Linked DNA regions of Homo sapiens: region 1 is linked to region 2. The links are chromatin loops, found by intact Hi-C in ENCODE. Cell type or tissue: Calu3. All regions are shown on one strand. Links, peaks and the distances in the headings refer to the core of each region. The heading gives the core; the rest is flanking DNA.

The links. A loop is a pair of places that touch in the nucleus more often than their neighbours do. Peaks named below come from ENCODE experiments on the same cell type or tissue, not always from the same donor. Only the 100,000 strongest peaks of a DNase experiment are listed, where the experiment ranks them.
Region 1: a loop joins it to region 2, with 9 times the contacts of the local background. A loop is called at or near these places in 21 of 110 quality-filtered maps.

The regions. Positions count from the first base shown.
Region 1 is chr3:146,744,082-146,752,493 of GRCh38, reverse strand. No RefSeq gene overlaps it. Among named protein-coding and RNA genes, the nearest start is that of PLSCR5, 140 kb to the right of the region's middle. In Calu3, for the core only: no CTCF peak of the experiment used is centred there; a DNase peak (open chromatin) is centred at 4,413.
Region 2 is chr3:147,187,136-147,195,547 of GRCh38, reverse strand. No RefSeq gene overlaps it. Among named protein-coding and RNA genes, the nearest start is that of ZIC4-AS1, 200 kb to the left of the region's middle. In Calu3, for the core only: a CTCF peak has its summit at 3,567 (motif pointing right); a DNase peak (open chromatin) is centred at 3,567.

The DNA of each region.
Region 1 (8,412 bases), core at 107-8,106, 440 kb after region 2:
AGCACATAAACTGGAATACCTCGAAAAAATGGGTAAATTCCTGGAAACATCCAATCTCCCAAGATTAAACCAGGAAGAAATTGAAACCCAGAACAGACCAAACTGAATCAGTAATTTAAGAAGAAAAAAAAAAAACCTATCAACCAGAAAAACCCCAGGACAAGATGGATTCAAAGCTGAATTCTAGCAGATGTTTGAAGAAGAACTGTTACAAATCCTACTGAAACTATTGAAAAAAATTACGAGAAGGGGTTTCTCTCTAACTCATTCTTTCAGGCCAGCATCACTCTGATATCAAAAATGGCAGAGACACAATGACAAAAAAAGAAAACTTCAGGCCAATATCCATAAGGAACATGGATGCAAAAATCTTCAACAAAATACTAGCAAGCTGAATCTTAACTGCACATCAAAAACGCTAATCCAACATGATCAAGTAGGCTTTATTCCTGGGATACAAAGTTGGTTCCACATACACAATTCCATAAACAAGACTCACCACATAAATAGAACTAAAAACAAAAATAGCATAATCATCTCAATAGAAGCAGAAAAGGCTTTCTATAAAGTTCAACATCCCTTCATGTTAAAAACCCTCCACAAACTAAGCATCAAAGGAATATACCTCAAAATAATAACAGTTATCTGTGACACACAGCCAACATCATGTTGAGTGAGCAAAAGCTAGAAATATTCTCTTTGAGCACGGAAAAAGACAAGGATGCCCACTCTCACCACTCCTATTCAAGAGAATACTGGAAGTCCTAGACAAAGGAATCGGGCAAGACAAAAAAATAAAAGACGTCCAAGTAGGAAGAAAGGAAGCCAAACTACCTCTTCCACAGATGATATGATTCTCTACCTAGAAAACCCCATAGACTCTGCCCAAAGTTTCCTAGTTCTGATAAACAACTTCAGCAGGGTTTCAGAATACAAAATCAATGTACAAAAATATGTAGCATTTTTTTACACCAATAACATTCTAGCTGAGAACCAAATCCAGAACATAATTCCATTTAAAATAGCCACAGACAAAATAACCTACCTAGGAATACAGCTAACAAAGGAAGTAAAAGATCTCTGCGAGAAGTACTATAAAACCCTGCTGAAAGAAATCAGAGACAACACAAACAAATGGAAAAACATTCCATACTCATGGATAAGAAGACTCAATATTGTTAAAAAGGCCATACTGTTCAAAGCAATTTACAGATTCAATGCTATTCATATCAAATTACCAACAACATTCTTCACAAAATTAATAAAACTATTCTAAAATTAATTTGGCACCAAAAAAAGAGCCCAAATAGCCAAAACAAACCTAAGCCAAAAGAACAAAGCAGAGATATTGTATTACCTGACTTCAAACTATACTGCAAGGATACTGTACATAAAACAGCATGATACTGGTACAAAAAGATACACATGGACCAATGAAATAGGTTAGAGAACCCAGAAATAAAGCCACACACCTACAACCATCTGATCTATGACAAAGCTGATGAAAATAGGCAATGGGGAATGGACTTCCTGTTCAATAAACTGCTGCTGGTATAACTGGTAGCAATATGCAGATGATTGAAACTGGACCACCTATCTTTCAACATATACAAAAATCAACTCAAGATGGATTAAAGACTTGAATGTAAAACCTAAAGCTATAAAATCCCTAGAAGAAAATCTGTGGGAAGGAACCACTGTACTGAGCATTAGCCCCAGCAAATATATCATGAGGAAGGCTCCAAAAGCAATTGCAACAATAACCAAAAAATTAACAAGTGATACCTAATTAAACTTAAAACTTCTGCACAGCAAAAGAAATGACCAACAAGGTAAACAGACAACCTATGTGATAGAAGAAAATTTGCAACTGTGCATCTGACAGAGCTCTAATACCCACGAACTGTAAGGAACTCAAAGAAATCACCAAGCAAAAAATAAACGACTCAATTAAAACATGGGCAAAAGACATGACTGGACACTTCTCAAAAGAAGACACAAGTGCATCCAACAAGCACATGAAAAAATACTAAATATCACTAAGCATTAGAGAAATGCAGATAAAAACCACAATGAAATACCATTCATACCAGTCAGTATGGCTATTATTAGAAAGTCAAAAAATAGCAGATGCTGGCAAGGTTGCCAAGAAAAAAGGAACAATTATACAGTGCTGATGGGAATTTAAATTAGTACAGCCACTGTAGAAAACAGTCTGAAGATTTCTCAAAGAACTTAAAATAGAGCTACTATTCAACCCAGCAATTGCATCACATAGTATATACCTAATGGAATATAAATCATTCTACCATAAAGACACATGCACACATATTTTCATCAAAGCACTATTTACCTTAGCAAAGACATGAACTCAAACTAGATGCCCATCAGCAGGGGAGTGGACTAAGAAAATGTGATACATATACACCATGAAATACTATACAGCTATAAAAATGTGGTTATGTCCTTTGCAGCAAAATGGATGGAGCTGAAGGTCATTATCCTAAGTGAGTTAAAGCAGGGACAGAAAACCAAATATTACATGTTATCATTTACTGTAAGTGAGATCTAAACATTGAGTTCACATGGACACAAAGAAGAGCATAGCAGACACTGGGGCCTAATTGACGGTGGAGGTTGGGAGAAGGATGAGGATTAAAAAACTACTTATCAGGTACTAAGCTGATTATCTGGATGACAAAATTAGCCTGTACCCCAAACCTCCATGACATGAAATTTGCCCATGTAACAAACCTGCACATACACCTCCTGATCCTAAAATAAAATTTGGAAATAAAAATAGTTCCTAAAATTTAATTTGTATAGAAGCCCATGAGAAAACAAAGTGATTTAGAATCGCCATTAATGCCTTTAATGTCAGCATGATCACTAAAATAATATTTTAGGAGCAGAAATTATAATTTTAATAAAATAAGACTCAAAGATATTACTGAGAAGATGCAGGGAATTTAAAAATCATAATACATTTAAAACAACTGTTTTAGCATGAATTGAACTGCAAAAACTGGATTCTCAAATGACAATACATTTACTATGAGCTCTTAGGTACCTTATCTTGTTTTGTGGTTGCCCTCCTTTAATGCATATTCTCTTTATGACTTCTTCTTGCTATCCCCTTTATTTTAGCATTCTTTGTACAGGCATTGATAGTGAAGAATTGGTAAGTGAGTAAAGATAGTTCCACATGCAAAAAAGCAGAAAAAAATTGGTCATTATATCCTCTTTCATGTTGGCTCTCTATAAATAGCAGTCTTGTTCTCGGCCATTCCACATTTGACACTATTGCTGTTTCTACTCTGCCTTCAGAGTGAATGGGAATATGACTGGAAACTTGAGAGAAGTAAAGCTTTGCTTGATCCCCATCTATCCCAGTCTCCTGAAAAAGAAGTTCACAGCTTGATGCCAATGCATCTGTTTTTATATACCTTACTTATATCTTAAATGTTACCATGAACAATCTCTTGTTTTACTTCAGACAGTAGGCTTTGCCATATCAAAATATTTTTTAATGTGAGGTCAAAAGCAAAAATTTTTAATTTACTAATTTTCTCAGTTTTCTTTATCAAGTAAATATATATTTTACTTATGAAATGAGTACATTTTTATTTATGAAGAGGTCTTATTTATGAAGAAGTTTTTTTAAAAAAAAACAAGAAACAATGTTGATACAATAAGGATATTATAATCTTTATGCATAAGTTCTATCACCTCACTCAATCTTTTTTCTCACATTAAGGTATATTTTTGTCAGCCCTATAAAATAAAATTTCTGGTTCTTATAAACGTGTTTTATGACATATCAACCTGTGGTTTTATGAAAATATATTTTCAAATAAAATATTCCTAAGTAAAACTATACCTGTAGTTACTGGAATTTGGATTTCAATGAAGAATCATTTGAGATTGCTTTGAATTATGTAAAATCAATTTAAAATATAATCCTAGAGAAGTTCTGAGACATGAGCTGAATTCAAAGAACTAAAGAGCAAACTGCTTATGTTCTTCTTGACTTGACTTTGCCATCTTAGTTTGAGTGATAAAAAGATAGCAAATAAATATCTATATTTCCATTATATCTCATTAATTGCATATTAACTTTATGTTACATAGTCTTTAGAAACACACTGTATCAAAAAGGGTGCCAGACAATCAATACATAGACTGATAAACAAAAAAAGGAAAGATATGCAATTTTTTTCAGTGAAATTTGGCATGTATTTATAGCAAACTGTAAACAAGGATGTTCAACCATTTCTTTCCCAACGATTTCCTGCTTTGGTTTCACAAAATCAGCTGAATGAAATGGAGACATTATCATCATTCAGCAATCATGAGTTTATTGTAGGCAGAGAGCACCCTCTACTTTCTCCTGATTAAACAGCACTCCTAGTCCGGAAGAAACGAGATGGCTGGTTCTATGCTGATATTTTGCTCAGAAAATCAGAAGAAGGGATTTGTCTATAAGGTTCATTAACTCTTGGCCTCTATTGGCAGTAACCCATGTTCAGGAGGCCACCATTGTAACACCCTCAAAAGAACTCCCCGAAGGAGGCAAAGTCTAGAAGGAGAATACCTGCTCTGAAGTTTCCCACCTTCCCTGAACTGAATCTGCAGAGCCACCCCAGGAGGGGAGAATGCAGCTTTGAAAAATAACACCTTTGTTATTCCAAGTGTTAGAGATGAAGCTGAGTTTTCAGATGGCCTCAAGGTTTGTGCATCCTTCACCAAACACAGATGGAAACTGGACTCTTTGAACTGCTTTGAAAATCTGTTACTAAGTATTGCTGTGGGTCTGTGAAGCAGCCATTGCTAACTTCTGACTGCCTGCAATTTTTATGGCTGTGTGATGACAAGGGATAAAATAGCTTTATTTTAGAAGTAAACGGTTCATATGCCAGAGAGGAAAAAACCCACCATCTAAGCAAGATTTAATCTTAAATATTATGGTAATTCTAAAAGTTAGTCTTTTTAAAAGGTTGGTTTAAATATTAGAATTATAAACAAGTCATAGAACATATACATAACATTAATTCATTCACTTCATTCTGATAAACTTGACTTTTTATAATTTTAATACTTTTAAGACATTAAAATCTACAAAGATTAATACTTCCTATTTTTTTAGATCAACTATTGGCATTATAGTTCTTTAGAGCTTTGTAGTTGTGTTAAAACCTACTGACTCTTGAATCTAGAATCAGAAACATCTGCCATGGTAAATCAAAGTCATGCTCTGTGGTTCCATTTTAAAATATTTTAGATTTAATACCACAGCTTTCACTTGCCTATATTAAGAACAAGCATTCAATAAAACCACTGTAAATAGACATTCTTCAAGTCAGATTTATACCAACAGAATTTACAATGCACACTTTGAGCCTGGTTATATGTATAGCATATAACCAGTTGGGTTGTTTTTGTTATTTTCCTTTCAAAGACAACTGAATCTGTGTATAGGAATCAAGACCTTTCCACAAACTGGCAGAAAGCTGTGAGAACTTCAGTTATATTGTTAATAGGGAAACCAAGCTTTGCCCAACACAAATGACACCATAAAGATGTATGTTCTCAGCGTAGTTTGTTATGATTTTACAAACATTTAAAATTACACATGTATTCATGGTATGTGTTTTTGTCTGTGCCAAAGCAAAACAAACAAACAAACAAACAAAATCCTAGATTAATGTCATATTAAGCAAGTTTTAACACTAAGGTTCTTACGGAAACATTAACTTAGCTGCGTTCACTATATGCAACTTTTTAATGGTAGGAATTTAACAGTATCAACAGAGGTACTTTACAATATATATTTAATAAGAACACATACTTTAGCCACAGCAGGCTTCCTCCTTGGAGCATGGTGAGGATAACTGTGTGACCTTCTACCCTGTCTCAGCAGGTATGCACCAGCAGGACCTAGCAGACTCAGTAATCTCTTCATGGACCTATTGAACTTCTGTTTTTTCAACAAAAAAAATAGATGTATATATAAAGAGGGCAGGAATATGAGCTTTCTTGCAACTTCCACCCCCCAGGGTACACTGAGTGACTATAAAATTCTGGCATGTACAATATTCTTTATTCCATCCTTCCTGCCAAAAGTATTAATCATGGTGAAAGGAAGTACCTCACATCCTGGGAATTTACAATCTCTATATCATCCTTGAGTTTAAAATGCTTGTATAATACAAAAGTGGCACTAAAATGTAAATGATGTTTCAAGAAAGGGTTAGTGGTACTACCAGTATGTGATAATAACTACCTCATGTAAGAAAAAGAAAATCATCCACTACCAAAAGGTAGTAAGGAGAGGAAAGCAAGTATGCTGTGTCACCTATTTATTCCCTATCTATTATTTCACTGACATAGATGTATTAAAAACCTCATTCACAATTCTTTAGAAAAAAATCTTGAATAAAAAAATTATACAAGGCTTTGCAAATATAAGCATTTCCTTGTTTAAAATATTCCCATAAAAAGTAAGGACAACAATGATGGTACCTTGTTGATGGAATGTTCAAATGACTAGACTTGCATAATAATTTGAGACATCTATAAATATGTTCCATGTTCATGATTTTAGAACTGCAGATTATATTCAGAGCTCGAAATAAAATGAGTAATGCTAGTCTTTCAGGGCCACCATATGTGATTATGCTGATTTGCACTACCCAGAGTTACCTAGGCCACGGATAGAAGTGGAGCCATGGTCATGGTCTGTGCACCAAGTCATGGGCTCAGTGTGGGGCCTGCCCAGTGGAGAGGGGACAGGGCGATATACTTCTACAAATTCATATACAGAAAAGGGATCCCTTCTTTTTTTTTGAGATGGAGTCTCACACTGTCGCCCAGGCTAGTGTGCAGTGGCACAATCTCGGCTCACTGCAACCTCCGCCTCCCAGGTTCAAGTGGTTCTCCTGCCTCAGCCTCCCGAGTAGCTGGGTCTACAGGTGCATGCCACCACACCCGGCTAATTTTTGTATTTTTAGTAGAGATGGGGTTTCACTATGTTGGCCAGGCTGGTCTCAAACTCCTGACCTCATGATCTGCCCGCCTCGGCCTCCCAAAGTGCTGGGATTACAGGCGTGAGCCACCACACCCAGCCAAGAGACCCCTTCTTTAATTCAGACACTACTAGACTGCAAGTTCTCTGGCCTCCAAGTAGCTCAAAGAATATTGGCATACAAACTGTATAGAACCTTTACTTTTCTATGTTAGAAGCAAGCTATTTGCCAGACACTTTATATATCATTTGTATCTTATCTAGTCCTCAAAAGAATCAAAGTTCCTTATTAGGACCAACATAGTATGGACCCCAAGCTTGGTCTCCCACCTATTCTCTCCCACTCACCCTCACACCTTCACACCTCCTTTGCTTGTCAGTCTCCCTAGAAGCCCTTACCCTTGATAACCTCTCCACGTGAAACCCTTCACCTGAGTGCTCTGGGTTATTTCCTCACTTTGTTCAGGTACTTGGGCATCCCCTTATTAGAAAAGCCTTACTGATAAGTCTATCTAAGAAGATGCCACCTCTCTGCCAACCCTCAGACACTTAGAACTGGCAGCCCCCTTATTTTGCCTATTTTTTCTTTATTTAACTTACCTTTCCCTATATTACCTATTTATTCAGCGGTGTATTTATAGTCTGTCTCCCCAAACTGGAACCTAAGCTTCACAGAAGCAAACATTTTTACCTGTTGTGTTTTCTGTGAAGTCCCCATCTCTGATAACCCTGGGGTGTTACTTGTCACTGAATCTATCATCAGTTTACCTGAGTAAAGATTTTGAGGTTGACACCTCAGGACCAGTGCAGCCACTCCACAATGCCTTCAATACTCCAGTCTCCTTGCATTTTCTTCACCTTCAGCCTCAGGGTGTGGCTTTCACTCTCATGGTCACCATATCTGATCATTGAGGCCATGTTCCAAGCAGAAAAGGTAAGAAGGAAGACGGAGGGTCAAATACACATTCCAGTTAAGTCTGACTCTACTTAAGGAGTCTTTCCATAATTTCTAAACAGCAACTCATACTTGTATTCTATTGGGCAGCCTTGTGTAACATGATCTCCCATACAAAGACAGCCAAGAAGTACAGCCTCCATTTAAATCAGGTTCTGTTGGTAAGAAAGAGAGAATGAATAATGAGGAGACAATAGATAATCTGTCACTGTCTCTACAGGCAGTGGATATGAGGTTTTCAACTAACAAAATCTGCTACTGTGAAAAAGAAGAATGATTTTCTCAAACATTTTCCCAATCTTCAATGGTCTCTTAACTCAGTTAATGTAATTTTTATAGAAGTTTAATTCATAGAAAATTATCCAAAATCAATAAGAAAACGACAGATATCCTAATTAAAAATTAGCAAGGGATATGGGACATGTCCAAAAGA
Region 2 (8,412 bases), core at 80-8,079:
GTTCTGCTACTTTTGCAACAAGATATGAACAATGACATATTAATAGCAGTAGAACCATACTTTCACCATATGGGCTATACAACTTAGGACTGTGTCCTTAGGCTACATTTAAAAGCTCCAGCTTAAGAAGATGATAAATTAAGTCAACTTGAACTGGCCATAGACCATGTCATAGATTAAACATTTTCCTTCAGTTTGATTGACACCTTATTCAGGAAACATGCTAGAAAAAAGCCATTTGGTCACACTGCTTAACGATTAAAAGTGTGCATAGAATTCAAGAAATACTGCCACCGTGCCAACCAAAATTTGATTTATAAACACAAAGCAAAGGTTTTTAGCTTCATAGTTCTATAGTCAATGAAAGTCTTTGTTTATTACATCTAAGTACGTTTTATTTTAAACTATTTTTATGAGCTTTATATATTGACTTTCCTTAAAGAAGACCAGGGACTATAGAAAGATCACTCAAACAGACAGTATTTGTTGTAATACTCATAATATTTTGGGAGCAGGAAGTGGGAAGTCTAAGATGGGTAAACAGAAAAAGGGAAAGCAGTGGGAGGTGAAGTGGATCAGGATGATTTTGGCTGGTAATAGAAAAATCTTTAGTAAACCCTGTTTTGGATTCGGTAAAGTAGAAAACTTTGTCCTTTAGTTGAAGCATGAAGTAAGGTAACATGGATTGATTACACTGACAGACACTGGTCATTCTGAAAGCAACTAGCCAGTGACCAGTTGATTTATTATTAAATGGAATTTGATTTGTTTGAAGACAAAATCTAACCTAGCAATTAAAAAAGACATCATACGATGATCATTTTGCTTAAAACATAAAAATTAATCATAAGGTTGAAAAGGTTTTTGCCAGCAAGGAAAGCCACTGACGTTAGCACTGTGAGAAGAAAAAGTCTAATTTTCATCTCATGACAGCTAATCTTTCCTACTCTGCTCCATCCCCAGCTGTAGGGGAGCCTTTAAATTACTGGGAGGGAGAAATTCCTCAAACTGATGAGTTATATTCTTCCTATGAAACTTACAGTTAAAAGCAGGACTGGCACTGAACAGTGCAAGATAGCTTGCATTTTGGGCAATGTTATTAACGAATCGTTAATTTTCACTTGAGCTGAAGTTTCATTTCGAGGAACATATTTAGGTAGAGGACCTTTAATATCTGGAAGATAAGGTCTCTCTGTGTATGGAACAATCAACCAAGAACTGTTCTGTTCATAACATTGCTTGAGTTAAATAGTATACTTTTCTATGTGATATTATGATCAGCCTATGGTCAGCAGGGGAGATTGGTGATTCCACCAACAGCACTGTGTTGATGGAGTCCACCGAGAATTGAATAAGTTACTATAGGTTATTTTTATTATAAAAATTACTGGGTTTGATCTTACCTGGAACTAACTTCCTTCTAGGCATAAACTGATTTCCAGAAAGGGTGAATTCATTATTTACATCAAAGTGACGATTTGAAACTTACTATTTCTGTTTACATAATATCTAGCTTATTCACTTGGAATAGATAATATGCTTATTCAAAGTGAAGTATTACTTGCATACAAAGAGTTAATTAAGTTTAGCAGAAATCAACTTGACCTACATTGAATAAAAAGAAAATAAATAATTATAAGGCTACTGGGAGGCTTCACAGACCCCAAGTGTGGAAATAAAGGTTGACTTCATAAAGGATTTGGAAACCCCCAAAGCTTTTTATCTCAAATCTTTGTCTGGCTTCCTTTTTTCCTCATGTATTTTACTTTTAATTATTGGAAAATCAATATGCTGTGCTTCTTAGTTCATATGATTAATATTGTTTTTAACTGGGTTATAAACTTACATATTATAAACCTAAAGTCTAAAATTAATGTCTCTTAGTTCCAGTTACACATTCTTACAAGATAGAGAAAGTCCAGGTTAGATTAGGTGTTTATTTTTTGTTCATTTGATTCTGCCCAGTGAACAACCATGACATGACTACACAAAGATTGGGTAGGAGGAACATCAAATAGGAGAGCCTCTAGGCAGTTTCATCAAGAGGTATCCATTACAAGGCATAAAAATCAAATCGCAATCAGGAACTGGCAAAACACAGACAAAAACAACAAATGAACAACAATTCCTTCCCCGAATAAAATTCTGCTCTACGATGATTACTTTGAAATGAAAGAACAATAGGTATGTTATTTCCACTGATTACAAAGTACCAGATGGTGAAGGTGTCTGGCCATGTAAATATAAATTTTCTTATTTAGTTATATTAATTTAGTTGTTATTAATATCATATTGCATAGTACCAGAATTGTATCTAACAATATCAAATATAATAATTGATAAGAATGGAATCCCAATTCAGATGAAATATGCATGATTTCTCTACAAAACATTACTGTGACCTTGTTGCTAATTCAGTTTGTTTATGTAATAACACATGTAAAGTGCTTAAGTTATTAGAAATTAGATAAAATCGTTTGACGTTATGATGTATGGTATTTTGTATTTATTTTATTAGGAATTATTATAAATCTTTTTTCTTCTAAAATTTTAGATTTGAAAAACAATGAACACCTAGCTGTAAATTAAGGGAGATCGTAACTATACATTTAAAAAATAAATTAAATTTAAAAATATGTGTAAGACTTAGTAGTCATTCTAGAATCAAATTGCCCCTGAGAAAATTTAGAAACCAATAGAATTCCATGATGAATATCCTAACACTAAGTTATTTATCTTTGCTCTACTACACTTAGCCTAGGACTAGTATGCAGATGATACTTATTAAAATTTTTCAAACAAAAATGAAACTAGGAAATACAATGATAGTGATGTCAGCAAGATGGTAGAATAGGAAGTTCCAGACCTTATACCTTCACAAAAATTCTGGCTTAACAACACATGGTCCAAAAGCCTTAAAGCCCTTAGGAGAACTCTAGAAACCAAGTAAAAAGTCTCAGTACCCCCAGGTGAGCTCTAAGGTAAGAATAGCAACATGGAAATGGGAAGAGAATGCATTTTATTTTACCCATGGTAAGCCTTCCCTCAAGTAAGTACAGCTCAGCACAATTGGAAGTAGACACCCAACTAACAGTTTCTTCCTTGGGAAGGAAGTAGAAGTAGACATATGTCTAACATTCTAGCGTTTGGGGGACTACCTGAGAAACTAGTTTCTGTCTCGTCTAATTGGGAATGTTAATGGGGAGTGCTAACTAGTTTCTGTCTCGTCTGATTGGGAGACCAAACCTAGGATGTGTGGAGGTCACTGAGAAAAAGAGAGAGCTTGGTGGCTTGCTGCAGTACCAGAGAAGCTGCAGTACCACAAAGAGATGCCAAAGAGATGCCAACACAGCTTGGCACAATCAGAAGAGAATATCCAGCTGTGGCTTCTCCCTTGGGTTGGAAAGTGAAGAGTGAAATGTGTGTCCAACATTATGTCTTTTCAGGGATTGCCTGGTGGACTGGTTCTGTCCCACCTGACTTGGGGTACTGATGGGACTGAACTACTTTGGATGCCTCAGGGCCACTGACAAGAGTTCAGGGGCTTGTTGCACCAGAGCACTTGCAGTACTGCAGATATACACAAGAGGGAGCAAGAAATTACAAGTTCCTGATAAAACAAGAAACTTCTCCCATTGGGAAATTATATGCATGATTCCCAGAAAAAGCTTGAGAGACCCTCAGGCTCTCTAATCAAGATGATTGGTGAAGGGTTTTCCCTATAAGAATCCAGACCATGAAAATTGAGAGAGGTGGCTGTTTTTTCAAGTGCACAAATTCCAGAAAATAATACCACGTACAAAGAAATAGGTAAAAATGACCCAACCGAAAGAACAAAATAAATCTCAAAAACCCACCTGAAAGAAAAGATGATGTATCAATTACCTGACAAACAATTCAAAATAATTGTTTTAAAGAAGCTGAATGAAGTATCAGAGGATACAGACAGAAAGCTAAACAATCAAGAAAATGATACATGAACAAAATTAGAACATTAACAAAGAAATAGAAACTAAAACACAGAACCAAGTTCTGTTTGTCAGTGACATGATCTTATATGTAGAAAATCCTAAAAATTTCAGAAAACCCCAAAACTGTCAGAAGTAATAAACACATTTGCAAAGTTATAGGGTACAAAACCAAAATGCAAAAAATTAATTCTGTTTGTATATAGTAATAATAATCTGCAAAAATTAAAAAAATTCAATAGCATCAAAAAGAATAAAACACTTAGAGATAAACTTAACCAAAGAGGCAAAAGATTTGTACACTGAAAACTAGAAAACAATGCTGAAAGAAATTTAAAAAGTCACACATAAATGGGAAAAAATTTCATGTTCATAGAGTGAAAGACTTAATATTGTTGAAATATCCACACTCTCCAAAGTAATCTACATATTCAAAATAATCCCTATCAAAATTTAAATTTCCATTTTTGTAGAAATAGAAAAAATACTACAATTAATATGAAATACCAAAGAAATCTAAATAGCCACAACAATTTTGAGAAATAAAAACAAAGCTAGAAGCCTCACACTTTATAATACAAAACATATTAGAAAGACACAGTAATCAAAACAGTATGGCACGTGCATAAAAACAGACATATAGACCAATGGAACAAAATAAAGACCCCAGAAAAAAATTTTTTATATATGGTCAAATAACCTTTGACAAAGCTTCCAAGAATACACAGTGGGGAAAGGATAGTCTCTTCAACAAATGCTATTGGGAAAATTGAATATTCATATGCAAAAGAATGAACTGGACCTTTACCCTACACAATATACAAGAGTTAACTCAAAATGGATTAAAGATCTAAACATAAGACCTAAAAATACAAAATTCGTAAAAGGAAACACGGGAGAATCTTCATAACATTGAATTTAACAATAATTTCTTGGATGTGACACCAAAAGCATAGGCAAAAAAAGCACAAAAATAGATAGATGAGACCAGGTCAAACTTAAAACCTTCTGGGCAACAAAGGAAATAATCAACAACATGAACAGTCAGTGTAAGGAATGGGAGAAAATATTTGCAAACCATATGTCTGATATGGTATTAATATCTAGAATATATAAACAACTTCTATAACTGAGCAATAAAATAACAAATACCCTAGTTAAAAAATAGACAAAGGACTTGAATAGACATTAAGAATATAGGTAAATGGCCAACAAAAATATGTAAAGATTCTTAACATCCCTAATTATCAGGGATATGCAAATCAAACCCACAATGAGTTATCACTTCACACCCTTTAGGAGGACCGTTATAAAAAAAATAGACCAACAGAAAATAACAAGTATGACAATGATGGGGAGAAATTGAAACCCTTGTACATTGTTGGTAAGAATGTAAAATGGTGCATTCATTTTACATTCTTGGAAACAGTATGGTGGTTCTTCATAAAAATTAAAAATACAATTACCACACCATCTAGCAATCTCACTCTGAGTATATATCCAAAAGAATTGAAATTAGCATCTCAATGATATATTTGCATATATGTGTATACATATATAATGGAATATTATTCAGGCTTAAAAAATAAAAAAATTCTGTCACATGAATTACTCTTGAAGACATTATGGTAGGTGAAATAAGCCAATCACAAAAAGATAAATTCTGTATGTTCCACTCATATGAGGTACCTAACATAGTCAAACTCTTAGCTAACATAGTCAGACTCTTAGAAACTAAGTAGAATGGTGGTTTTTAGTGGCTGGGTCAGGGGAAAAAGGAGAGTTATTCAGTAGGCATTGAGTTTAAGTTTTGCAAGATGAAAATTTTCTAGGACTCCATTGACCAACAATGTGCATATAGTGAACACTACTATATTGTACATTTAAGAATGGTTAAGATGGCAAATTTTATGTTATTTTTAAACCACAATTTAAAAAAACACCACAAAATAGAAAAAATATTTATGACTTATTTTGTCAACAAAATTATTAACTTAGAAGTTGCCAAAGAGTTTACAATTTCCTTTTAAGTTATGAATGTATTAATAATTACATCTTTTAAAATATGACGTTCTGAACTAGTCTTTGTTTATACTTAATAGAATTTTGAGGAGGCAGATACAAAGATGCTTATGGGATAAATGCTAGTTTGTAAATCTGTATGTATCGGATGAAATTTGTTTTGTTGTTTCTTACTTTTTCACTTGAAGCTGGCACAACATATTCGCCTTAAGTTTGAGTATGTGTCTGGAATGCTCTGACTTAAAATATGGACACGTAGGAAATTTACTCTTAAGAGGCAATTTAGGGCCTTCTAATGCATAAGAGATCCTTCTACAGATCTGGATTTGTGATTTCTGAGGAGTGACTTCATGGTATGTTCTAAGGTGAATAACAGCAGTCTTTATTTATTTAAAGTTTGTCAGTGGTTTTCTTGAGCAATGAAGGCAGACTACTTTTTTTTTTTCCTAGAATTGTTTCACATGTGTGAGCCAGAGAGAAAAACCTCACTGTTTTATTCTATTTATTTTGTATGGTTAGAATTTCTTCCTAAATAGATGCCATTATGCTTTCTCTCTTTGATCACATGTAAAGAAAATAAATCAAATAAAAGATATCTCCAAATTCAGGAATATTCAAGGGGCAAGTCCCCTTTGACTTGAGCCATAAGTAAAACAATGCCATCTTTGTCTCTTATCTTGTCTGTGATTTATTCTTTTCAGAAAAGGCAGAGTGCTGGAGTGAGTTAGAAGAGACAGAGAAAGGAGAAATGAAATGTGTATAACTAAACTGGATTTGAGTTGACACTGTTCTGGGCTATGACATTGTTTCGTTTAATCAAGCAATGCAATCTGTCAGAAAACAAGTTTTAGTACTGATTCTGCCATGAAGTGGAATGAGTGGACGTTTTTTCTAGGCTGTGCTTCATAATCTCATATGGTTATGTTTGTTTCATTAAGATTGATGCTTATTAGAACTTTTTACTGTAGTTAACTTAATTCAAGGTATCATGTAATTATTTTGCATGTGTTGTGGCCTCAGAAGATGACTTTTTGTAAGTCTCCAAGGCTTAGACACCTCTACTTATATATTTTTATCACTTATTGGTAGCCCTATGAGGACTAGAACTAAATCTACCTTGTTTACAGTTCTCTCTCCAGAACATGCTCTGTGCCTGGTATATAGCTTATAGTCAATATTTTTTTAAATTAATGAATAAATAATAGATAAATCTGGACAACGTTTCCCCTTTCTACTTTGGAGTAGATTTGGAGATAGAAATATCTACCTAACAAATCCTACGGGAAGATGGTGCCCAAACAGCAACTGAAATTTCAATACTTTGTATCAAAATATTTTTGAGTGAGAGTGAATATCTTTACTGTCAGTAGTTTTTTTTTTCACTTTTAAAATTAAGATACAGAAAATGTCAGCTTCCACAATTGCTTAAGATCGGAGGGTGACAACAGAGGGTTAAATGAAGAGAACACTGATTGTGGAATGCTTTACAAAGAATGAATATTAGGAACTTATTACAGAATGAAAGTCATTAAGATCAGAGTACAAACTGAATGCGTGCTGCTGGCTGACAAAGGTAAAAGATCTGGTTCACCAATGCTAGTTTCATCTGTAACAGCTCTGGTTCTTTGCTGTCGTAAGAGCCACAAGGGGAGTGAATATAGATGATGTCAGCATCTTGGATTTGTATTTTAATCCTCCAAAATGTCAAACTGGCAGTTCTGGAAGACCGGATATGGAATCTTTTTTAGTTTAACTAAATCCAATTTAAATTATGTATTGCCTATCAATCTTTAAAACAGAAAGCTGATCTCATCTTATAGGTTCAGCATTACCTAAAAAGAAGATAGCACTCCTCAATCAATAAAGAAAATATTGGTCGTTCAACTAGAAGATGCCATGTATAAGATACAAAAAATTCATGGAAACAAAATTATTGCCTGAAAAATTTCAGAATCTAGTAATAAATAAAATAAGATTGTATACATAGAAATATAACATCACAGTTGAAAGATTAAGCACCAAACTAAGATAGTAGAGTGGCTGTAATTGACCTGAAATCCAAAGTCTAAGATCCAGACAGTCAGGAAAGGTCTTATAAAGGAGAAACTGGTGTATTTCATTAAACATGGATAATTTATGTGTTTAACTGGAGAAGGCTTTGTTTCAAAAGCTTGCTTATTTTTCCAGCCACACATCTACCAGTAAATAAGCCAAACCCCACCAAAATCATATTACATATATTGTCTTGGGAGAGCCTTTAAAATATATATACACATATTTATGAAAGTATTTTATATTCATGATGTAGAAAATAAAAAAAGTTACCAAAAATTGCAGGTTGTTTGCTTTCTTGGCTAAAATTCTCGATTTCTTTGTGGGAGGCAGGCAGAGCCATGTACAGTGCTGCATACTTCAGTTATCT